2 separate regions of the Mus musculus genome follow, and region 2 is linked to region 1. The links are chromatin loops, found by intact Hi-C in ENCODE. Cell type or tissue: heart. All regions are shown on one strand. Links, peaks and the distances in the headings refer to the core of each region. The heading gives the core; the rest is flanking DNA.

What was found. Peaks named below come from ENCODE experiments on the same cell type or tissue, not always from the same donor. Only the 100,000 strongest peaks of a DNase experiment are listed, where the experiment ranks them.
Region 2: a loop joins it to region 1, with 3 times the contacts of the local background. A loop is called at or near these places in 11 of 42 quality-filtered maps.

What each region holds. Positions count from the first base shown.
Region 1 is chr17:17,387,049-17,399,771 of GRCm38, forward strand. Riok2 (RIO kinase 2) reads left to right here. Exons shown (of 10, transcript NM_025934.2): 8 at 16-525; 9 at 2,920-3,016; 10 at 6,407-7,851. The coding sequence ends at 6,571. Gm26873 (a long non-coding RNA gene) reads right to left here and starts at 9,645. Exons shown (of 2, transcript XR_003952270.1): 1 at 8,035-9,645; 2 at 6,801-7,141. In heart, for the core only: CTCF peaks have their summits at 6,136 (motif pointing right) and 7,501 (motif pointing right); no DNase peak of the experiment used is centred there.
Region 2 is chr17:17,506,722-17,519,444 of GRCm38, forward strand. Gm41537 (a long non-coding RNA gene) reads left to right here. Exons shown (of 3, transcript XR_876645.1): 3 at 5,513-6,581. Among named protein-coding and RNA genes, the nearest start is that of Gm41537, 22 kb to the left of the region's middle. In heart, for the core only: no CTCF peak of the experiment used is centred there; no DNase peak of the experiment used is centred there.

The DNA.
Region 1 (12,723 bases), core at 5,012-10,011:
ACCTTCGTTCTCTAGGAAGGAGGATTCTCTTGATGTTGAGGTCTCTGCCAGTGGTTACACAAAGGAAATGCAAGCAGATGATGAACTGCTACATCCAGTAGGCCCAGATGATAAAATTACTGAAACAGAAGAGGACTCTGACTTCACGTTTTCTGATGAAGAAATGTTAGAAAAAGCCAAAGTGTGGAGGTCAGAATTGGAAAAGGAAGCAGACCCAGCAGATGAATCAGGTGGATCCTGGTGCTGCTCGTCTACAGACAGCAAACAAATAAAGGATGGCGGCTTACCAGAGGAGAGTGCTCATGTGTCCAGTTTCGAAGTGACGGCATTAAGCCAAGCTGTAGAAGAGATGGAAAGGCAGGTTCTTCCCCACAGGTCGGTTACTGAGTTCTCTGAGGAGAGCAGGAGAACTGAAAATGATGGGCAGCCAGGTCAGAGAAGCCCTGCTGGCTCTGAGGACTGTGACGATGAACCCCCCCATCTGATTGCCTTGTCATCAGTGAACAGGGAGTTCAGGCCTTTCAGGTACAGAGGTGTTTTGTTTGTTTGTTTGTTTGTTTGTTGCTTTTACCTTTAATCTTGAGATCTTTGATTCTGTCAAGGGAGGATATTTGAAAAAAGAAACAAACAAAAAAAAAACCCACTGTGACAAGATTGTGTCGTGCCATTATCATGTGTAAAAATGAAAGTTAACTTTATTGTATTGAAACAAATTTGTCTTTTGAATTAATCTAATTCCCAACACTCGATTGACTAAATTTCACAGAATTTTACCTTAAACTTAGACTCACTGAATTAATGTAGGTCTCTTAATATTAGGTCTGTTTTTAGAATGGGTAAAGTGTTCTGTTTCATTGATATATTTAAGGTATGTTTAAACTATGAAGTGGATGTGAGTATGTGAGACATGCAGTAAATGATTTCTATGTTAATTATCTACAGAGCATGTTTCCTGGAGCTTTGGGGCTTCCATCATTTTGTTTGATTTCTTATGTGCACTTAAAGCCACATAATAGTATTATGTTTTAACTTTGTGTTTGTTTGTTGTTTGTTTTTTGTCTTGAAAGTGTTAGGCTCATAGTAGCAAACATCCTATAACCGAATTTTTAGATTTGGAATAGTTTATCCAGAAGCAAACAATAGTTTGTTGAAATAGTGATCTTATTTATGTCAAAACATTAATATGACAAAACTAGATCAGCACAATATTGATAAGCATTTCTCGGTGCATCTTCAGGGGCACAGCCCTTATTCCTTTAGAGTTACTTTATTAAAATTTAAGTGTATAATGACTTAGCTAATTTTTAAGAAAAGAAAACTTTGTCTCCTTATATCATGATTCCAACTGATACTTTTTAAAACCTTGAGAAACATTTCTTAAAAGTTTCACACCCCCTGACATATATAACCTTAACATTACCAAAGAAGGAATGCTTCTTTCTACACTCTTACAAAAGCCACTAAAAAGAAAATTAAGAAGCCAAGAAGCGCCGGGCAGTGGTGGCACACGCCTTTAATTCCAGCACTTGGGAGGCAGAGGCGGGCGGTTTTCTGAGTTTGAGTACAGCCTGGTCTACAGAGTGAGTTCCAGGACAGCCAGGGCTACACAGAGAAACCCTGTCTCAAAAAACAACAACAACAAAAAAGCTAAGAACCTGGTTCTCTGTGTCTGCTCTGCTGTCTTCTGCCATGTCACTGCAGACATTTCCTTAACATTGTTTTTTTTTTTTCAAAAACTGGAAGCGGTTTTGTTCCTCTGGGCTCTCATCCTCAGATTCTGAGTGCACCGTGGAGCCCATGGAAAGTAAGCAGCTCTGGATTAGCCCGGCTCTCCCTAGCCGCCATTTCCTTAACTACCTCCAGTATCTGCTTCCTCCACCATGTGATCACTCGGGTTCCTGCCGCCACTATGTTTTCCATTGTTCGCTGGGCCATCGTTACAATGTCGCTGATGATAATGTCCACATCCCATAGCTTCCTCCTCCATAGTTATCATAAAGAATCCCGTAGTCCCTGTTCTGACTGCCATATCTGGTTCACCACCATTTTCATTTTCATAACCAGGGCCAGCTCCAAAATTACCATCCCCAGAGCCTCTTCCAAACCACTTATATCTATGCACCTTCAGGACACCTTTATCATTGCAGTCACTTGCTACCAAGCGTGACCCCAAGTTCAATTCCCAGGACCCACATGGTGGAAGGAAAGAAGTGACTCTTACACATTTTTCTCTGATCTCCACATGCACGTTGTGGCATGTGCCATCTGTACAAAAAAATAAATGTAATATTTTTTAAAATAGGTGTTTCAGAAAAACACTGACTATTAAAAGTTAATGTTTTCTGGGTTCGTGTAAATGTTTATATTAAAATATTGAGCACTTAAAAGTATAGACATAACCATGGTGATAGTATTTATTCTGACTCACAGTGCAGTTTCAGAGAACTGCCTCTGGCTGGGCATGGTGCTATATACTGGAAATCCTTGCACTAGCACTGGGGGGCTAGAGGCCTGAGATAGGAGGATCAGCCTTGGATACAAATGAGACCCTGTCTTAGAAAGAGAATGAGGACATTGTATCTATACTATGTCTGCTTTTGTTCAGAATGTGGCAAAATGATATTGAGTGTGAAAAATAGATTTTTATAATTTAGTGAAAAACAAATGAATTGTAGGGAAATGATTACATTTCAGTTATAAAACATTCTATTTGGAAAGTTTGATGGTAACATTGTGTCAGAACATTCTAAGAATGTTAAACTATAGTGGACTGAGTTGTAGGTAGTTTCATTTTTATTTTCATAAATATAATTCTGAGGCATTTCACTTTATGCTTCACTGCAAAAAAAGACACATTAATATTACGTTATAGAAATTAACTGGTTAGATAACTTGTTTCTTAAATTTTATTTATTCTAGAGACGAAGAGAGTATGAGTAGTGTTACTCGGCATAGAACAAGAACATTGAGTGTTACGTCTGCGGGCAGTGCCCTAAGCTGTTCAACAATCCCTCCAGTAAGTGCTACATGTGCCAGTTGTTGGGGTCAGAGCTGTGGGCAGAGTGGTGACCTTTGGGTACTGTCAGGATTTCAGGTCATTTAGATATTTGGATCTCATATGTTAATGTTATAACATGGTCAGCATGTAGAAGTTTTCACCAGGAATAAGCAAAGCTTTCAGGGATAAGGCAACATATAAATTAGTTTAAATTTATGGAATAAAATGTTAATGTAGTTTGTAGTTCCCCATGATTCAGTCTTTGGTTTTTAACAAGGAAGGTTACATGACATTGCCCAAAGGTAGCAATATGGCTGAAATGTAGAGGTATATCACCCCCCCCCCCCCTTGCTTACATCTGGGAAATGGGTGATTTTAAATGTCTTTACTATCAAATTTTTGTTGGTCCCTTGGGCATCTTACATTTGTATCCAAGCAGTTTACAAAAGGGATATTTTCTAGACAGGACAGGGAGCAGAATATTCTAGCCCAGCTGAGGTTCTGGCATGTAAGCCAGCCTCTCTTTAGACCTACCCAGAAGGAAGAGTCAGTGTGGAGATGACCGCACCCCACAAAGCAGCCCCCTCTCTGTGGCCTTTGGAGAAGCGTTTCTCTAACTCCACACACATTTGGATTATGCAGCTACTAGGTCTCATTCACATCTGACATTTGGAAAGAGCAGGGATTTACAAGTCATTATTCCTCTCAGGAATCGAGGCAGACTTTGTTGGGTTTGCTTGCCTTCCTGATCCGTTAGCAGTCAGCAGAAGTCACCCACCTGCCTCATTTCAGGATTATGCAGTGTGTTTTGAAGACTAATTGTGCTTCCTAAAAATTATTTTCTGTCTAAAATTTAAAAAGTAAACTTGGCAATAGCCATGTAACAAAATAGTAAGTAATTTATCAAATTTTGATGCTTTACAGCAATTTTTGTTATGTTGGACTCTTTTCTTCTGTTTAAGTAAAATTGTGTGTTACTAAAGCTAGTTTTTAGAGATAATTTCCTCATAGTGAACAAAGAAGGAAACAGTTCAGAAGGGAAAAAATGAAAAAGTGAAATGGCTGTACACAGAGTAAACTCAAGATAAATTACTTCATTTTTCTAAATGTATTAAAATTCAGATGTTATTAGTGAATTAGAATGTTTTGTTTTGGATAGAATGAGACATTATAATATTAAATGAGAGCTATCCAGAATGACATTGTATCCCAAATGCACACATAAAAAGCTAGCTAGACGTGGTGAGGTATGTCTGTTAACTCACCACAAACAAGTGAAGACAGGAGAATTCCTGGAGCTTGTTGACTGTCACCAGGTTCAGTGAGAGACAGACCCTGTCTCAAACGAACAAGATGGGGAGTGGCAGAGGAAGACTATATATGCTGGCCTCTGGCTTCAGCACACACGTGTACACACAAGGATGCATGTACACACAGAAGAATAAAGTAAAAAATAGCTAATAGTAGTTTCTATTACAGTTCTGGGGCTGTTCAGAAACATTTAGGATTTGGCAGAGCAATAACAGTGAAATTCTCAAAAATGTAATTTTTTCATATTCCTTCTAAACTTGTCTAAGAAAATTTACTTGATTTTCTAAATATAAAATTGAAATCTGTGAAGCATGTAATACATTAAAAGATAAAGTTTTGAGCCAGGCATGGAGGTGCACGCCTTTAATCCCAGCACTCGGGAGGCAGAGGCAGGTGGATTTCTGAGTTCGAGGACAGCTAGGGCTATACAGAGAAACCCTGTCTCAAAAAACCAAAAAAAAAAAAAAAAAGATAAAGTTTTCAGTACAGATATCTCGCAGTTCATTAAATAACCTTTTTGCTTTTCGCTTTTATACTCTCTGTTCTTACTGGGATTTATCTGCCCCCTTTCTTTGATTTCGCAGTATCAGAACAGAATTGGTAGCAGGTTCAGACTTGTGTGGCCTTCTGTGTGGCTGTGCCGATGGAAGCAGATGTCAAGCTGCTCTAGTTCCTCTTTACCAGGCAGAGGCTGCTCTTCTCATGTGTTGTGGTTTTAGTCTTCAAGGTTTTGTCTTGAGCTTTGTGAGTTGTAGATGAGCCTGTATCCTAAGGAGAATACAAGACCTTCAGCCTAACTCCATGAACAGAGATCTCTGTGCACACAAGGTTGTCTTTAAACTTTTAATTGAAAATCATTTTTTTTCGTACACTATATTCTGAGCAGAGTTTCCCTTCCCAGCTCTGCTTCCTTTCATCCACCCTTGCTCCTCATGCCTCTGCTCTCAGCTGCTAGGATGGCAGGCCATAGCCAACGCCTCCTGACACTTTTCTCATACTGCTTCTTTTCTGTTTTGTAAAGATGACAGAAGAAAACAGTTACCTCAGTGGACTTGGTGGTGGTGGTTTTGGAATTTATATAAAGACAAAAAGGGCTTAAATTCCTTAAAATTGTATCATAAAATCTGTTCCCTCCTTAATTCTTTTATCATTCCTATTTATTGGCTCTTATGCTATACATAAACTTATAATTTATAAACACAATAGTCATTTGTAAATTCTGTTCTTGAAAACATGAAACAGAATTAAGTAATTGTTGCCTTTATACATACATGTGGCTAGAGCTAATGGGAGACCTTTTTACTCTTAACAGCAAGTGATGATTTCCATGTAGTTGCTAAAATAACACAATATTTTACTTCATGTTGTACCCAGGTTTTTCTTACACACAAAAAATTACCGTGTAGGATTTGTACATTGTTTGGAATTGGGCTATAAGAGAAACCAAAAGTCATTATGAACTGAATTTTTTAAAAAAACGTTTTCAGTCATGTGATTTGTACATATGGCATTTGTGGTTGTTAACTATGAGACAGTGCTCTGCATCTGCATACTCTGTGAGGACTTCCTATGCGTGACTGCCGCCCCCAGGCCTCTTCTCTGTCCCAAGCACCACAGGGCTGGCTACGTAATTCCAGCCTTTGGAAGGGCAGGCAGGGGCTAGAAGATCGAGGCCATCTGACTACGGTCCAGTTTAAGGCCAGCCAGGGCACCCAGGCTACAGGAGAGTTTACCTCAGGGAGGGAGGGAGCGAGCAAATAATTACAAAATCATGTGTTTTACCAAGACGGGTTTTTCCCCCCAACTCATTGTTCATAATGGTCACTAGGTGGCACTCTAGCAGTTGATAATTTAAACTGACCACTTTTGCTGTATAATCTGTATTTCTGGGAAGAATATAAATTTTAAAAACTTTCAACAGCTTCTCCTGTTTTATCTACTAGTTCATATAGTGTCCTTAGGATTCTTAAAATTCATCTTTAACATGTAAATTTGAAAGATACTACCAGTGTAAATCTTGGATAATAATTTGATAATGATTTCTCTGCTCCTTATCAAGATGGTTGTCAGTGATACTAATTCACAAGATCTTTGCAGGAACTGGTGAAGCAGAAGGTGAAGCGTCAGCTGACAAGGCAGCAGAAGGCGGCTGCCAGACGCCGGCTGCAGAAAGGAGAAGCCAATGTGTTTACCAAGCAGCGGAGGGAAAACATGCAGAATATTAAATCGAGTTTGGAAGCAGCCAGCTTTTGGGGAGACTAATAGATTTCTGATATGTATTATTTTTTTAGATGCTATAATTTTATTTTTAGCCAGTATATTGGTCTTTTTTGGACCAAAGCCAGTAAATTATGGAAATAAAGCCTCTTTAGACTCAGAGCTTCCAAGGTCTGATTAATAGTAAATCTGCCAAGCACTCTGTTTCTTAAAATTTTTCAGGTAACTAATTTAAATATAAAATAACGTGTGAAAAAAACTTCATTGGCAGTAATTGCAAAACATGGACATCATTTTTATTTCACTGTGATGTTCAGACTCTGCCTTAAACAGGTAGAAAAATGACTTGCCTCAGATTCTGGATTTACATGTAATAAATAATAGAACAACTTAATGCAATCTGTAGTTCTCTCTTTTCTCCTTCAGTCGGTCACACTTGGGCTTTTACTACATTGGTGAGTTGGCTTTAGGATCACCTGAGACAGTCAGTACACAGTTATTTGACCATTGGAGTGAAACTGATCGTCTTCTGTTTCTTTAGACTTCTGGAGTGGAGATGAATCAGTAATGGGTAGACGAGCAGCAGCGGGTCTTTTGGTGCCGTTCTCATTGGCCCTGTGGTCGTGGGAAAAGGAAGTTTAGGTTCCTACCAGTATTTTTGCAGTTGTCAGCTTTCCCCAGGTTTCAGCAGAAGTGGGGGGAGGGAGGGAGGGAGGGAGGGAGGGAGGGAGAGAGAGAGAGAGAGAGAGAGAGAGAGAGAGAGAGAGAGAGAGAGAGAGAATGCATGACTCCAGGATGTGTTCCTACCTCAGTGTTAACAAGTCTCTAGAACAACACTCTGGTGTGATTCATCCCTCAAGCGCATTCTAATTCAGTCAGTGGAAGTGAGTGTAAGTATACAAGCACTGTCCCTTCAGCTTCCCTGAGCAGATCTCGAATAGAAGATCGTCTTCAGCAAGAAGTGACCACCAGATGGCAGTGTTTGCCAGCAGTGACATGATAAAAACACCAGCTTCCCTTTTACCTTAGCAAAATTCATTCTGACTATTTGTAACTGATCACTATCTAAGCGCATTTAAATGTTTGGATATATGAATATGTCAAGTGCAGTTTCTTTGAAAATTAGACTGATTTTTGGAAGTGTTGATATAGCCCTGTTTTAAAATGTAGTTTAAGCTCAGATACTCATTTTTTATACTCTGCTAAAAGTGTTTCTATAACATAAACTGATGTTGAAGATAGTTTAATAAGACCACAGAATGTTTATTTTGTAATACGTTTTTCTTATGTCCAAAGCAGATTGGGAATAAAAGTGTTTGACCTCATTTTTCTTGGCTTTACTTCACTACTGCTACATAAGAAGCTTGTTTCTATTTGATTTATATGGTTTGTGATAGTGTCTATCAGAGTTGTGAAGACTAGATGGAAGAGGATTTGTGAAAAGGACTGGACACGTAACACAGTGGTAGAGTGTATTTTCATTTACTTTTGTATCACAAAACCCTTACCAGAGCCGGGGTGGTGGTGCCTTCCTTTAATTCCAAGCACTCAGGAAGCAGCCTGGTCTACACACTTTGAGGACAGCCAGAGCTATGTAGAAAGACCCTGTCTGGTAAGTAAATAAAAACATAGCCAGGCATGGTGGCAATCAGCAGGTAGATTGGAGTTTGAGGTCATCCTGGTCTGGAGAGTGAGTTCCAGGAGAGCCAAGATTACACAAACCCTGTCTCCAAAAAAACAAAACAAAACAAACAAACAAACAAAAAAACGCAAAGAAAGATTAATGTACTTTCAAATATGGTGTGGATTTATTAGGCTAAAATTACTAATATACCCCTTAAAGCTACTAAAGAAAATTAACTAGACTAACCATCTTTTCTATTTCATTAAACGCAAGCTGTGATCCTTTCTAGTATTATGATTTACACTGGGTTAGCATGGTTGAAGCCCAAGGTCAGTGTCCACCCAAACCAAAACATCTCTGTGAGAAGCTTTGCTTTCCACTTTCTTTAATAGTTGACTTCGTTCCCATTAAACAAGCTTTTTTCTATGCAACATGTAACTTATATTTGTGCTAACCTGGTATTGGTAGCCACTGATCTATTCAACATGCAGCTGGCTTTGAACTCCAGAACCATAGAATATTTAGAGGGTATTAATCATAGGGTGAGTGCAACTTAAAATAACTATTCTTTTTCGTCGCGTACTTGGTAAAATTTCTGACAAATAGCTACCCAATTAATATCTCTGCTGCTATCTCCAAGTTTAGCAGCCACCTCCAGGATAGGCAGAAGCCCATTATCCATGTCCTCTGTACCTCAGAATGTAGAGCATTAAGCTACATCTTAATTTGCCATTGGTTTGCAATATGTAATATTGTCTTAGCACAACTGAATTAACACCGTTGGAGGTTAAAAGTCAGTATCTAGCCAGGCGTGGTGGCGCACGCCTTTAATCCCAGCACTTGGGAGGCAGAGGCAGGCAGATTTCTGAGTTCGAGGCCAGCCTGGTCTACAGAGTGAGTTCCAGGACAGCCCGGGCTACACAGAGAAACCCTGTCTCGAAAAAACCAAAAAAAAAAAAAAAAAGTATCTAGAGGACCTCAGAGCTGTGTGATAACCAGGAGTATGGGGATAGTTCCAAAGCCCAGGAACTTAAAAAACTAGCGTCCTTAAGTCTTTTACCTCAATATTGTAAAGTATAGATAGTAATACCATTAAAACATGTTAAATTGTTTAAAATTAGACAGAGGAAGGAGTTGGTTCGTAGGTTAAAATGCTAGCTGTTCAAGCATGAGGACCTAAATGTCAATCCTTAGCACCCTTGTATAGGAGAAGGCAAGCACTGTTGCGTGTCTGTGAATCAGTGCTGCCGTGCTGAGGATTCAGAAGGAGGTAAGTCTCTGGTTCAGGCGGGCCAGCCAGGTTAGCCAAAACAGCAAGCTTCCATTTCACCAAGAGGAGCTCTCAGTAAGGTGAAAGGCAACAAAGGAAGACAGTGTTGACCTTTAGCTTACAACACACACACACACACACACACACACACACACACATTACATAACAAATTAGTATCAATGCACTTTCTTAAGTATACATCATAATACAAATTTGTTGCTTGACATGAGTATCATAATATATGCCTCCCCCCCCTTTTTTTAATAAAAGAAAGTGACTATTTAAACACTACTATAATTCTATGTAACCTCGATTAAGAGGTAAAAAAAATTATGTTATTCCTAGATCTGTTTTCCAAAACCTTGGTAGTGTAAAGCTACCAGGGGAAAGTACATGGGTTTTTAAGATAATAATTTGTAGTTGGCACATCATCTCAGACAAATTATGAGTAAGCTGACCAACCTTAGGAGAAAAAGCCTGGTACCAAACTGATGCAGATGAACAACGAGTGCAAGGAAGTGTTCCTGGGGAAAGTACTCTGTGGGAGAGGGATTTGGTTAAATAGACAGACTGAGAAAGACAGGATGTAAAAGAGGAAGTCATGCAGAAAATTTGGGAGACAGAAGTGTAGTGTGATTTGCTGTAATCAAAAGAGAGCAAGTCACAGATGACTTCAGTGGAATGGGGACAATACTGCATAAGGGAAAAGCAGCTTGGTTTTGAGCAGCACAGTTACTTGATTTTAGAGATTATAGGTGGGACTCAGGGATACTTGTCAATGTTAAAATGATTTGAAAGGAATTTGGACTGAAATTTACACGGCAGAAACATTGTGGAACAGGGCCTATTCTATCGTACTAGAGTTACCGAGATTCACTATAACCTCATTTTAATTGTAGCTGTAAGCAAACAGCTTTAAATGTCAACTCTCTAGCCTCAAGTCACAGAATGAGTAAGGTTGGGAAAGCATTGATGACAAGATGGAGCTGATGAAGTGATAGCAAAGTGAATCACAGGACAGCCGCATTGGGGTGCATGGAGTGTGTACCTGATTGGGGTCTCTGTAGAGTCACTGGGCACTGCACCTATCTTACCTTACAGGCACTAAGAATTGCTAAGGAGACAGTTCACCTAACCAGATTTTGGGGTCTATCCTGCCATACCTAACATTTTAAGAAACACAGTCTTTCTTTCCTTTACATGTTCAAGAAAATCCATCTCAATAGATAAATTCTCTCTGAGCACATTCTTGGAGTTTGTGGATGAGGGACACACTGTCCTTGAGCTCAAGGCTACCCAAGTATTTTTTTAAGAGGAGTAGAAGACTTTGCGGTTTTGTACTTTGGGCGTTCTCTGATTTACAACTTGTAGGAAAATGGGGCTCCTTTGTGTGCTGTTTCCTATCCTTCAAGCAAATTTTGAAAAGGCATAGTTCTTTGTCAGCAGAATGCTTGCTAAGTGCAGTCCTCTGATCGTGACAGCCTAGGAAGCACGTGGAAATTATAATTTACAGTGTGAAATGGAAGGGCATGAGGCTTTTATCTTAATGTAAGCATATCCATAAGTAGCCGGAACTGAATTAAGTGTCTGCTGCTGATGCAACCTTTACAGGAAACCTCATCTAAAATAGATGAAGCTGTGAAATGACTGGTTGCTGGAACCTTGTATCATCAGCTAATCTCATACTTAAATCATTTGTTTGTAACCAATAAACATTTCCACTTTGTTTTAAGCTGATACTTTTTCTTCTAGTCTCTCTGTGTCTCTTTTCTACCTCTCTCTCTCTCTCCCCATATATATATGTATGTATATATATATATATATGTGTGTGTGTGTGTGTGATTTATTAATTATTTTTTGCAAAATTTAAGTGTTCTGCACAACCATACCCCCCAGAAATATGACTTTTAAAAATGGTGTCTCAGCCCCCAGCACACTCTGTAGAAGACCCATCCTCTTCATTTGAGGAGTGACTCAAACAATGCCGGAGTTCAGTAGCCTCTCCACAGACAAATCTCAGTATGCAGCTGTCTCTTATAAAAGCCTTTATCCAAACACCACATTGGTCTCCTCCCAACAGACAATAAGCTCTGAGCTGTACATTCACTTCTTTTAATTATTAAAGTGGATGCTTAAAAGCCACTTATTCTCTTTTCTAGCTTCTTTCTATCTGAGGTGACGCTAAACATCAACAACATCAACTTCTGAGTCTCCTTTCTCCTCCCACCCTTCCTGGGCAATAGTACTGATCAGTGACTTTGACCTCTTTTGCCAGTTCCTCATTTCGCCTGTCCAGTTCACCCTGCCCATCTTCATTGGACTCTGTCTGTCAGTGCCTGTAAACTCTTTGTCTTAACACTTTAACTCCATACCTCTGCTTCCTCTTGATTTCCTCTGTCTTGTCATAGACTTTAGCATCAAGGGAAGTGAGTCATTATTTCAAAGAGGATATGTTCTCAGCTCTCCCTCAGGGTCCCCCTTCCCTCCTTTCCTGTCATCTGATTCACTAGGAGTAAAATATGTCAGTGGTCACTGAGATGGCTCACTGAGCAAAGGTGCTTGGTGTACAAGCCTGGCTGCCGTGGTTGGATCAGCAAAACCCCGGTAAGGGACAGACTCAGCTCCCCAAAGCTTCTTTGGTCCTCACATGCACTCCAAGGCATGGAAAGTGCACCTCACTTTACCAGTTACTCTCACACACAATAGGAATAATATTTTTTAAAAAGAGTGTATGTTAGTTGAGGCTACTATGACTACAGCCCTATCCTTTAAAGCTGCCTTGACAAGGTTGGCCACCTTCTCCAGAGTATAGCACGCTGTTGGCATGAGGAGAAGTTTTCTTTTTCATTTTTAACTAATGGTGACACTTTGGTACACTCTGTGGTTTCTAAATTCCAATTGGTAGCCCCCATACCATTCTTATAAACGTATAGTGAGTTGCTATTTTGCAATAAGCATGCTACTGGGAAATGAGCAAAGCTCTTTTCGTGTGTTCCATACATCCCTCTGGAAGCTGGGAATGCGCGTCCTCTTTCACTGACGGCACCCTCTTAGGTGCCAAGTTTCCAAAGGATGAGCATGTCAGTTGGATACCATTTCTCATCCTTTAAATTAGTACTCTCACAGTGTTAGAAGATCATTTTCTGTACTGTAGTCTATTATCTCATTTCCATATAGATATTTATATATTTGATTTTTTTCAAGACAGGGTTTCTCTGTGTAGCCCTGGCCATTCTAGAACACACTTTGTACACCAGGCTGGCCCCGAACTCAGAGATCTGCCTGCCTCTGCCTCCCAAGTGC
Region 2 (12,723 bases), core at 2,811-7,810, 120 kb after region 1:
GGACGGGCAAGAAGAAAAAGAGGGGTGAGGCCCACAGGGCCCGCGCTGGCCCCTCCTGGCTTCCTAGGGTCGACTAGAGTTCGCTGCCTTCCCCTGCTCCCTGAGTTGGCCTGGCGCAGCCAGCTGTGAGAGCTACCTTCCCTTCCCTGCCCCACGTGTTTTCTCTTCTAGAGAGGCCCCACCCTAAGCTGCTAACCAGTGAGGGAGACATCTGTCTACTTAAAACTTCTTTCTCAGGTAAGGAGCACCTGCAAGTCTAATCACCAAGCTCTGACAAATTTGTATAGAGGTCTAGAAAAAGGTGAGCTTAGACTGTAAGGAAGAGCAAAAGCTTCAGCAGACTCGGGAGAGACAGTGAAAAATAGAAATAACAGAGATTAGAGAGGTCCGAGATGAGGGAGATACCCCAAATAAGAAATATTTAGAGTAAAACCAGTAAGAGGCAGAGAAGGTGTATTACGAAAAGAGAGAGAGAGGCGAGAGGCAAGAGGCAAAAAAAAAAAAAAAAAAAAGGACAGGAGGGATCATAGACAAAAGAGAAATTTGACTAGAATCTTGGCCACAGTGATAGGAGAGAAAAAGACAAGATCTAGACAAGAAATCTGGGCAACAGAAGACCGAGCCTCAGCTAAAAAGGCTCAGCTGTGTCAGATTAAAGTTACTTATTTGAGATACATCCTTCGAGACGGGAAGTAGTGGCTAAAGAAAGCCAGAAAAAAGACTGTAACTCAGATCCCCACCCCAACTACACCAAAGCAAGTAAGAGAATTCTTGAGTACTGCTGGCTTCTACAGACTCTAGATACCTGGGTTGGCGACCTTAGCTGCCCTGTTGTACCCCCTAACCAAGGAAGGGGAGATGTTTTGTGGACCCCATATCACCAAAAAGTCTCTATGTAAAAGAGCAGGTGTCACCAGAAGAGTCCTTTCTCAGACTTTGGGACTTTAAAAAAGGCCAGTGGCTTACCTATCCAAGAAGTTACACCCTGTTGCCAGCGGGTGGTTTTCTTGCCTGTAAGCTATTGCTGCCATAGCTCTGCTTGTCAAGGATGCTAATAAGCTCACTCTGGGACAGCAAATAACTGTAGTGGCATCCCACACTCTTAAAAGCATTATCTGAAAGCTCCCTGACTGATGGATGACGACCAACGCTCCTGTGACACATCAAAGCTTTTTGTTGACTGAATGAGTGACCTTCGCTCCACCTGCTGTCCTCAATCTCACTACCCTACTGCCTGAGACTTCACCTACTCATCACTGCACTGACATTCTGGCAGAAGAGCTGGTACACTGATGGCAGTAGCCTCACAATTAAAGAACTGAGACGACAAATGTGATAGCCAAGAAGATCCTAAAAGAAATCTTCCCGAGGTAATGAACCTGCTTTGTTGCCCAGGTAAATCAGGGACTGGCCAAGATATTAAAGATTAGTTAGAAGTTACATTGTGCATACAGACTCCAAAGCTCAGGACAGGTAAAACAGATTAATAAAATTCTAAAAGAGACTGGTACAGACTTGGTGCTCCTTCCCCATGCCCTATTTAGAACTAGAAATACTTCCTTTTGATTCAGCCTTACTCTTTTTAAGATCCTTTATGGGGCTCCCATGTTCATCACTGTCTTAAATGATGTGTTTAAACCTACATGTTGTTGTAATAATAATCTGTATGCTAAGTTAAAAGGCTTACAGGTGGTGCAAAAAGAAGGCTGGTCACAATTGGCTACAGGGAATGAGCCAGGTACCACAAAAGACATCTCACCAGTTGCAGCCAGAGATCTAATCCATGTACACCTACATCATGCCCAGACCCTCAAGCCTCACTAAAAGGGTCCCTGCTTAGTTCTGTTCACTATCCCTTCTTATTCTGTTTTTGTTCTTATAAAAAAAGTATGATTTCTATTCTCCACATACTTCTGAAATTCTAAGATTAGAACTACTTAGTAGAAGAAGAGGGGAATGAAAGGAAATAAAACTTGAGACTTGTGATTCATGTAATTTATGTCAAATATCCCAAAGAGTTGTTTGTGAGCTTTGAAACCTGGGGCTGAGAACATAGCAGAACAGGCCAGGACATGCCCGGGCAGGCCCATCGTTACATGTCCTGACTGGCCTAGTGCCTCCCTATCTCCCGCCCTTCTGACAGTCTGTTAATGTTTAAATGGACCAATCATGTGAAACCGCGCCAATTCCTCCACCAGCCCCACCCCTTTTCTATAAAAACCCCTAGCTTCCAAGCCTCGGGGTCAAAACCACTGTCTCCTGCGTGAGTTACGTTTCGAACCGGAGCTCCGCCATTATGGCTCCACCATGTGGTCGACACCTCTGTCTCCTGCTGGAGATATGTGTCGGCCTGGAGCTTCGTCATTAAACTACCTCATGCTTTTACATCAAGATGGTCGTCTGTTCGTGATTCTTGGGTGCGCACCGAACAGAAATTGAGTGGGGGTTTCCCCACTAGGTTCTTTCACTAACAGAGGAACACTAACAAATCACGGCCTCTCAATCATCAGTATTGAGTGGATAATTTCTCACAAAGTAATGAAATAATAACATATAAAAGATTTTGCCAATAAAAGATGTTCCGCACTAAGGAAATGCAAATTAGAGCAATACTATCAAATAATCAAATGTGTAGGCAAATGGAAATCCCAAAGGGAAATGATTAAACAAGCTGCCTTGCATTTATACCATGAAATGCTGTCTGCCAAAAGAAAGGAATGAATGGCTGAAGCATGTAGCCACTTGGATGTGTCTCAAGGAAACTATGAGGAGTGAAAAGAGCAAAGGTGAAAGGGTCACATGCTATGTAGCCATTTGTCAGTATCCTGGAAATCAAATTATAGATGAAATTGAGATTGTTTCTGCTAGAAGTTAGGTTATAAAGGGAGAGGGGTCTCTACACCTCTTAGAAGGTTCTATAGATTAGTTGTCACTGTAATTGCATAAGTCTGTGCATGTAATAAAAATGGCACCCTGTACCCCTCCCTGCCAGTTTGCTTGCTTAGATATTGTACTGTAATTATATAAGTAGCCATTAGAGGACATCAGGTGAAGAGTATTTAGGGTATTTTCTGTTCCCTCTTTGCAATTTCTTGTGAAGCTATAATTATTTTAAGCTAAAACTTTTAAATCCTAAGTACTGAGGATCTAGCTTAGTTGACAGAGTGTTAGCTTACATGACATGTATTAATCCCTGGTGTCAATCTAGAGCATTGTACAAACTGGGCATGGTGGTGCGCACCTACAACTCCAGCACTGGTGTGAGAAAGCACTTGTATTAAAAGTTCAAAGGTCTTTTTTGGCTACACAACTAGTTCAGGGGCAGCCTGGACTTGTGACATGAAAGAAAGGGGAAAGGAAATGAGAGAAGGAAGGAAAAGAAAAGGAAAAAAAAAAGCTTGTTACTTTGACATTATTACCTATGATAACATTTGTACTTCTGTATTCAATAACTTTATCTCTTAATATTGTAAAATAAGAATAGTGACAATAGTAACTGTATTTTTCTTTTTGAGGATATAATGAAACTAACAGCCCTCTTAAGGATCTTCATAATTCTGAACAAAGCTTTTCTAAATTACCACTACACGATGCTTCAAAGTGTTTATGAGAACTAGGCTCAGCTAAAGTTTTAGATACACCAATGGTCTTTATACAGACAGAAGAAAAAATATTTATTGAAATGTGTGGTGAGAATTTTGGTTTCTTTAAAAAACAGAAATATTAGGGAATATATTTTTGTTTTAATCCCAGATGTGGCATATGGAGCTGCTTCAGACTGTCCACAGCAGCTGAATATAATTTGCCTCATGCTCTAGCAGAGGTATGGTTTTGCCAGCTGAAGATAGTTTCTTCAATTATGTGATGTTTGGAATTCTGGGAACGTTTCTGAGGGTATATAAAGGATAAGGCCCTGGAGAGGTATTGTTGATCATTGTTGGTAGGTTGTTGTTTGGCTGTAGTTTGTCAATAGTCATGCATGAAGTAGAAGGAGGAGGAGGAGGAGGAGGAGGAGGAGGAGGAGGAGGAGGAGGAGGAGGAGGAGGAGGAGGAGGAGGAGGAGAAAGGGAAGGGGAAAAGGGAAAAGGGGGGGAAGGGAAAAAGAGGGGAAAAGGGGAAAGGGGGAGAAAGGGGGAAAATGGGAAAAGGGGGGAAGGGGAAAAGGGAGAAAAGGGGAAAAGGGAGAAAGGGAGGAAAAGGGGGAAAGGGGAAGGGGAAGGGGAGGGAAGGAAGAGGAGGAAGAGGGAGAGGAGGAGGGGGAGGGAAAAGAAGAAGAAGAAGAAGAGGAGGAGGAGGAGGAGGAGGAGGAGGAAGAAATAATTAGATATCCTGACAGTGAAGATCAAACTTGCCCCAAGGAACTTGCAGAAAGTAGTCTTATCAATAACATTGCCCTCTTTTCCTTCTATTCTTTTTCCTTTCTATCTAGTGGTAGAGGATTGAAAGGACAGAGAAGGGTAGAAGAAGAAGAGAAGAAGAAGAAGAAAGAACCCACAAAGTAGCAAGTACCCGCTACAGAAATGGCTTTTTGTCCTATTAATACTGTAGTTAGTCTTTCGTAAATTACAGCTTGTGGGTCTTTGGCGATCCACAAGAAATAGTAAAAGTTATGTGAATCTCTCTATATCCAATTGCATATTTATATGAAGCTAAATCCTGTTTTACACTTCAACAACAAAAACATATAACAACAGATCCATGAAAAAGCAGGTTAGAGAATCCAGCTGCCTTCTATCAGGTCAGACATTGAAAGGGATGTACAAAACTGTAAAACAATAGCTTTTTGTTTTGGAAAATGTAGTTATTTGTCATAAGATGTAATTTATGTTAATAGGTAATCAGATTCTTTTGTTATAAAATAAGTTTCTAATTCAACATTTTTTTCAAATTCTTAGTTTTAGTTTCAAACAGGGATAATATTAGTTCTAATGCATATAAATAAAATCTTACTGGGGTCATCAATAATTTTGAAAATGTAAGGCAATCCAGAGGAAAAACCCTGAGAATTGCTGTTCTGCTATACATAATTTTAGTTTTTTGTTAAGATATAATTCACACACTACAAAATGTGGATAGAGTATAAAATTCAATAATTTTGAGTTCATAAGATTGTAACATCATCACCTGTGTTCAATTCCAGAAACATTTTCATCACCTCATAAAGAAACCCTATGCTCGTTAAAAAACATTCTATATACACCTCCTCCATCTGGCAGACACAAATTTCCTTCCAATAAATAGTTTCAAACAATATGTGTGCTTTTTACATTTAACAGAATTTTTACAGGTTCATCCACATTGTAGCATTCCTTCTCATACTGAATAATACTCTATTATATTAATGTACTATATTGTCTAAATCTAGGTAGTTTTGATTTGCATTTTCTGCTGACTAATGATGTTTAGTGTCTATTTGAATATTTTCTGTGGAAAATGTTCAGAGTCTTTGCCTATTTTATTCTTCAACTTTTTTAATTTAAGTTTTTGTGTGTGTGTATTTGGTGTTTTTCAGGCATCTATCTGTGGACCAGGTGTGTGCAGTGCCCAGAGGGTGGTGCATCCTATGAGATTGGAGATGCTGATGGTCGTAGCAAGTCATGGATGTTGGGAATCAAACCCAATGTGCTCTTAACCATGGAGTCATAGCTCTAGCTCCTTTTTGCCCGTTTAATCTGGGTTATATTTTCATTATTGAGTTCATTGTATAAGATTTAGAAATATTTTGTGGCATTCTCTGTTGTTTCTTCATTTTCTTGAAAGTATCCTTTCAGAAAGTTCTTAATTTTGGTGAACTTTCTTTTTTACCTATGTTATCTCATTGTCTGTGCTTTTGTTGTCATATAATAATAACTGTCCCCTAATACAAGGTCATAAAGTTTATTCAGTCTTCTAAGAGTTTAATAATTTTAGCTATTAGAATCCTGGTTTTGATCCATTTTGAATTATTATTATGATTATTTTTATAGAACTAGAGAAAGTGGTTCCAGTTTATTCTTTCACATGAGAATACGCAATGCAATACTGTTACCGAGAACTGTTCCTCAATGAATTGCCATGGTAGCCTCATCGCCTTGTCAAAAATCACTATCCTTAAATATAAGGATTTATTTAGAATTTTAGTTCTGTGCCGTTGATCAGTCTGTCTGTCTGTCCTACATCATTCCAAGTACTATGGCTATGAGGTTGAGATTGTGTTAGTATAAGTCCTCTGTTTTTTCTTACTTCAAAACTGTTTTGGCTTCTCTGGGTTCTTTAAGGTTCTGTGGGGCTTTAGAGCCTTTTTATTTTTATTTTTTTAGTTTTAACCAAGGGGCTAAGTAGGATTACAGAAATTGTACTGACTCAGCAGATCAACTTAGAGATATTTTCATCTTAACACTATCCAATCTCCTCCTATTCATGAACAAACAGAGCATTTAATAAATTATTTATTAAGTTCTTTATCTGAGCATTGTTTAATAGATTTTGGTGGACAAATACTGAATGGCCTCCTTCTTTCTCCCTTATCTGTCTTCATTTGTTATGATTCTAGGGATCAAAAACTGTATTTCATGCACAATAAATATGGTCCTACCACTGGAGTATGTGTTTAGTCTGTGAAATTAGTTTCTTTAATTCATACTGATCACATTCATTGTTACTGTTTAAAAAGAAACTGCCTCTATATACGGATGTTATCCTCTGCAAACTTATGGCCTAGAATAGGTTTATATTCAGATTGGTGGGTGTGTACCTTAAGGTTTTTTACACATATGATTATGCCATTTGTAATGAATGTAATTTGGTATGTTGTTTTCTAATATTGACACCTTTTTAAAATTTTTCTTGACATAGTTTCTTGGATAGAATTTTCAAATGATGCTGGATAGAAGTAGCTTGAAAAGACTACTGTTAAAGAAATTAATTTCTTTTTTTAAAAAGACTTATTTATTATTATATCTAAGTACATTGTAGCTGTCTTCAGATGCACCAGAAGAGAGTGTCAGATCTCATTACGGAAGGTTGTGAGCCACCATGTGGTTGCTGGGATTTGAACTCAGGACCTTCAGAAGAGCAGTCGGTGCTCTTAACCACTGAACCATCTCTTCAGCCCAAGAAATTAATTTCATTTTTTTCAACACTAAAGACAATTTTAACAGTATGGTTTTCGAAGATTCCTTTTAAATGTTAAGGAAGCTCTCTTCTATAACTAACTTGTGCTTTTCATCATGAAGTACTGTTAGCATCTGGTCAAATGCATGAGTTTTATATTTAATTGCTGCCTGCCAGTAAGAGAAACTGGTTGAGAACTACCTTGCTTGCTCATACTTTGTTAATCTATAATAAATTGCTTAGTTACGAATATATATGGGTTCTTGGGAATAATTTGTTTTGTTTACATAATGTTTTTTATGTAAAGCTATTGGGAACATACTGTTTTTCCATAGTCATTCACTAGAAGAAAAATAGAATGTAATTATATTGTAATTTTATACTGCTTGAAAGATTTTGCTGGGATATATAAGCTATGGAAGAAAAAATAAAGTGTGTTGAAGCCTGTGTGTATATGTGCATATATGCGTAGCAGGTGGTTCTGATGCTAAAGTCCTGTTCCCAGTTGGTTCTTGATCAATGACTAAAGATGCTAGGAGCCAATTGGGCAGAAGGAAAGAGGTGGGATTTCTGAGTCCCTGCAGGAGGCTAAGAGAAGCAGGAAGAGAAAGTGAAATTACGCCATGCTTTGGAGGGAGAAAGGTGACCAGCCATGTGAAATCTCGGGCAGAGCAGCCATAAGCTGCTTTTCCAGGAGAGATGTTAGAAGCATAACTAAGCTGAGGGTAGATTTAGGGTTCTGAACTAAGAGTATTGGAAAGGACATACTAGCCATGGGAGATTAGAAGTGCCCAGCAATTGAGCCAATAAGGCAGGTTGTAAGTAGGTTGTGTGGTGTGTGTGTGTGTGTGTTTCATCCACAGATCCAAGGGAACCTGGGTGGGGCTGGTAGCACTGTTCACCTGGAGCTTAAAGCAGGGTAGCAAAAACTACACACTACATATACACATAAATGTAGACATGTAAACAAGTATATATGTGTATGTGTGAAATGTTTGGGGCCTGCTTGTTGGAGCTTTGCTCCATCCATTCAATGTGTGAACATGTTATGTATGTCTGCCTCTCTGTAGGCATGTATGTATATATGTATTAAGTTATTAGAGCCTGTTTTGCTGCATATACTCAGTGTGTATGTGTGTGTTTATGAATTTTCTCTCTTTCCTTTTCTTTCTTACAGGCCCCTAAAGAGTTAGAAGAGTTTGGAGTTTTTCACTGGGAGTAGCAACCCCAATGGATCCAGCTTTGTTCCCTCAGAGAAAAGTCTGCTGAGTAATTTTTCTAATTGCTGGCTGCCATCAGCAGCACCGCCCCTCTCCTCGCCCCCAACTAGTGGCTTTCAGCATGAACCCTCAACAGCTCTTGAGTGCTTACCTCCATCAGCTGCTATAGCACTGACCCCAGTCATCATTGCCATACGTCACTGCCTACCTCTATTTATCCTGTGGTTCCAAAGCTGCTCTTTGTCAGTTTTTGACAAATATTATTTATAATTATTAGACAGACTATCCTTTAGATCCCCTTTAAATATAAAAGGGATAGTTTCTATTTTAGACCACTTTACCTGGGATTCTTTCTTTGGCATCTTTTCAATCAAGAGCATTGCTTTTATTTATTTATTTATTTATTTATTTATTTATAAATTTTAAATTTCATTAAAAATACATATATGAATGGAAATAAGCAACCTCATGGAGTGGGAGGTGGGGGGATCCTCTAGAAAGGTACCAGGGACCTGGGAGGTGAGACACTCTCAGGACTCATTGGGGGCAACCTCAGCCAAAATGATCAACACTGGGTAAAGGGAACTCAAAGAGTCCACCTCCAGTAGATAGACAGGGCCTCAAGTGAAGGGACGGGGTTATTAACCTACAGTCGAAATTCCTGACCCAGAATTGTTCCTGTCTAAAAGATATGCTGGGATCAAAATAGAGAAGACTGAAGGAAAGGAGATCCAATGACCAGCCCAACTTGGGATCCATCCAAGGGGGACCACCAAGGCCTGACACTACTATGCTATGATATGCTTACAGATGGGAGCCTGGCATTGGCTGCCCTCTGAAAAGGCCTTATAAGCAGCTGACTGAGACAGAAGCAAATTCTTACACCCAACTAGTGGACTGAAATCAGGGACCCCCTAGGTTGAATTAGGGGGAAAGAACTGAAGAAGCTGAAAGGGAGAGTGGCTCCATAGGAAGATCAACAGTCTCAACTGACCCAGACCCCTGGGAGCTCCCAGAGACTGAACCACCAATCAGAAGCATGCACGGGCTGGTCCAAGGCCCCTGGCACATATGTAGCAGAGATCTGTCTGGTCTGACCTTAGTGGGATAGGATGGGCCTCATCCTGGAGAGACTTGAGGCCCCAGGGAAGAGGGAGGTCTGGTGGAGGTGGAGTGGGAGAGCATACTTTCCTTTCCTTCAGGATTCCTTCAGTTTCTGAGTTTCTCCTGGTATTGGTTTGAGTCTGGTGCTGCTTCCATGAGGACTACATGGACTCTAAACCATCTTACCATGTCTATCTATGGTAAGAATTGGGTAGAGACAAACTACCAACCCTCCCCCCTAACCCCCACATCTGGCTATATCACAGAGTGTTGTTAGAACAAGGACCTTGGAGATATAGAATATCACAATTCCTTCCTTGATTACTGAGGCTAGAAGTCAATGAAGTGAGGCAGACAGTTGTGCTTGTCATCTAGAAACCAAGCTGATGAGAAGGTGTACTTCCTGTTTGAGTCATTTAACTAAGGATATGCACTCTAGGCTTCAAGTGCTTCTAGACCCCTCTTCCTCTGAATGCACATTTACATCAAGATTCCCTGCTTTGTGATTCTGATTTGAAAAGCTGTCCTCACTCTCACTTGGCCACACAGAAGAAAGCAGAGGAGAAAGGGTGTCTTTGAAGGGAACTGAAGGAACCCTCGGGTGAAACAGCAACAGGCAAATGGCTCATTGCCTCTTGTCACTCACTTGGAACACCCTTAGGAACCAAGGCGTGGCTGTATGGTGTAGTCAATGGGGAACAAAGTGCCTCTGGGTATCTACGCACTACACAGCAGCCAGGAGGCACTTGCAGCTCACACTGTAGCTAAGCCTTTTTCACTCAGCCTGTGTACATTAGATAGATCACAACAGCTACTGAATAAATTACTTTACCCATGGAAAAATACATCTTGAATGCCTCGTCAGTCTGAGGCTGATTTCTCTTACCCAAAGTCTCTGTGTGGCCAGGAATTATAAGACAGTTTTCATGTTATCCTAGAAAATCCTAACAATAATATTTGCTAATATAGAGATATAAGAACAATAGTTTTCCTCATAACAAGTACTGAGTAACTTGTGAGAAGTGACTCTAAGAGATGCCACAATACAAAAGGCCACAAACCAGCCTTTTAAACGGTGAGGCCATTTTGTTGACCTGCTGTTATACTGGCCTTTTGGATCTGGATTTTGACACTGAGCCCCAATGCTCTAAAGGAGACACTTCAAGGAGTTATGGAGAAGTGAGGAATCAGCAAGGGCTCTATGTCCCTCTCTCTGTATGTGTGTGCCCATGTGTGCACATGCATGAGTTTGTGAGAATGTGTGTGTGAAAGAAGATTCCCTAGAAATGGCCAGGTAAGTGAGATGTTCTGAAGAAAAAAAAAGAGGCTCAGGAAGGTAAATAATTTTTTCAGATTTCCTCATTTGCTTGCCTGGGAAATCCTACATTGTTCAGCAACATGTCGGCTTTAGCACATTGTGTAGAAAAGGATCTTGGACTAAGTTCTGAATCCAACTTTGCTAAAGGTAGAAGAGAGACTACAAGATGTACACAAGCAGGACATCTGACACTTAGGCCATGCTCTCTCATAACCAAAGCAAACCAACCAACCAACCAACCAAAAATGACCTGATAACACCTATCTTAGAACTAAACCTTGTGAAAGTTCTTATCTCCTCGCAATAGAAATCACAGAAGTCTGCAGCTGAGGGTAGATGCTTTAGTTGAGGCTGAATTCAAAGTACTTTAGGAAAATGGATTTTTACAAAACCTAGTTAGTGAAGCTAGTATTATTTCCTTTCTTCCATGATGTGGATCAAACTCAGGTCATCAGGCCTGACAGCGTGTACCTTTATTGACTGAGCCATCTTGCTGGCCTGTTTTCTAACAAATAATACTGTTCCTTGAATAAAATACAAGCAAATTCAAGGCTTAAACTTGTAAAAAGAAAACACAGCACTTGTTACTTCACCGGTGGCAATCATTTTCCTTGCTATATGATTCGATGGTGACAGTGGGAACCTCCTGACAGGATTGCCTTCAACAGAGACAGTGCTACCTCAGTGCACTGCACTTCATCAAGACACATAAAAAGGGCTCCTTTCTCAAGGTCATGGGATTTGGGTCATTTACATTATCAGTAAGTTCAAACCACTTATATCCAAGCTTAATTTCACAATAATGCACCACCTCTTTTGATAGTGAATTCATAACAGGATAATTTTTTTTCTCATTAGAGCAAATTCTTTGAATTGCTTCAAATTCCAAACAGTGTCCTATGGGTCACTGCACATAATCTACATCTAAGCTAGATACACATATAAATTAAACATATTATGTGAGATTTCAGCTAAGGTATAATCTGTTGTCTATAAAATGGTGGGGATAGACTAGATCGTCTACAAGGTTCCTTTCAGCACTAGCAATCTGAGATCTTAAGACATTTGATCAATTTCTCTGTATATGACATAATATATTTGTGTTACATACATACATACATTCATGGCCAAATAAATATTACCTCCAAGTAAATATTATCTCCACTATAAGTCAATCAAGAGTTAGTTTACAGTTTCCTTATAATTAACCAAAATTCACCAACAGTCAGGGTTTTATTTCAGTTGTAAAACAAATATAACCGCATGCATTTGAATTGCCTGTTTTTTTGTTTATGACTATGTGTAGGGACAGGATGAAAATACTACAGCGCATGTGGAAGTCAGAGGACAATACGTGGGAGTCAATTCTCTTCTTCCATGATGTGGATCAAACTCAGGTCATCTGGCCTGACAGTGTGGACCATTACTGACTGAGCCATCTTCCCGGCCTGTTTTCTGACATAGAATACTGTCCCTTGAATAAAATACAAGCAAATTCAAGACTTAAATTTGCAAAAAGCAAAGCATATTAGACTTTATTTCTATAATTCCCTAGCTGGTGTGTTGTATAACATTATTCAATTTACAGGAATCATCTCCACACACAGGCATCTTAGGAAGCAGCTAGTACCTTTAATGACCAGAGTTGGATTTATGCTTTCTGGGACAGGCACCACCATGCAGTTACAGATGTTTTTATCTCATGTTAACACTCTTGGAGGACAGGTAAAGGGAAAATATCTTAGCTAGTGGAACTAAAACCATCTTTAAGTAGAAAATAACAGGTGAGAAAGATGTCCTGGTTCTAACCAGTGCCCGTCTGTCCTGAAGCTTTTCAATATTGTAATTTCTTCAAGTCATGAAGCATTTGTTAACCATGTGTTACAGTAATATCTCAGCAATTTCTGCTGAAATAAAAAATTAGACACATCTGACATACACAGAATGATACCAATACTAGTTACAGTGCAAAGAAGCATGTGGCAGCGA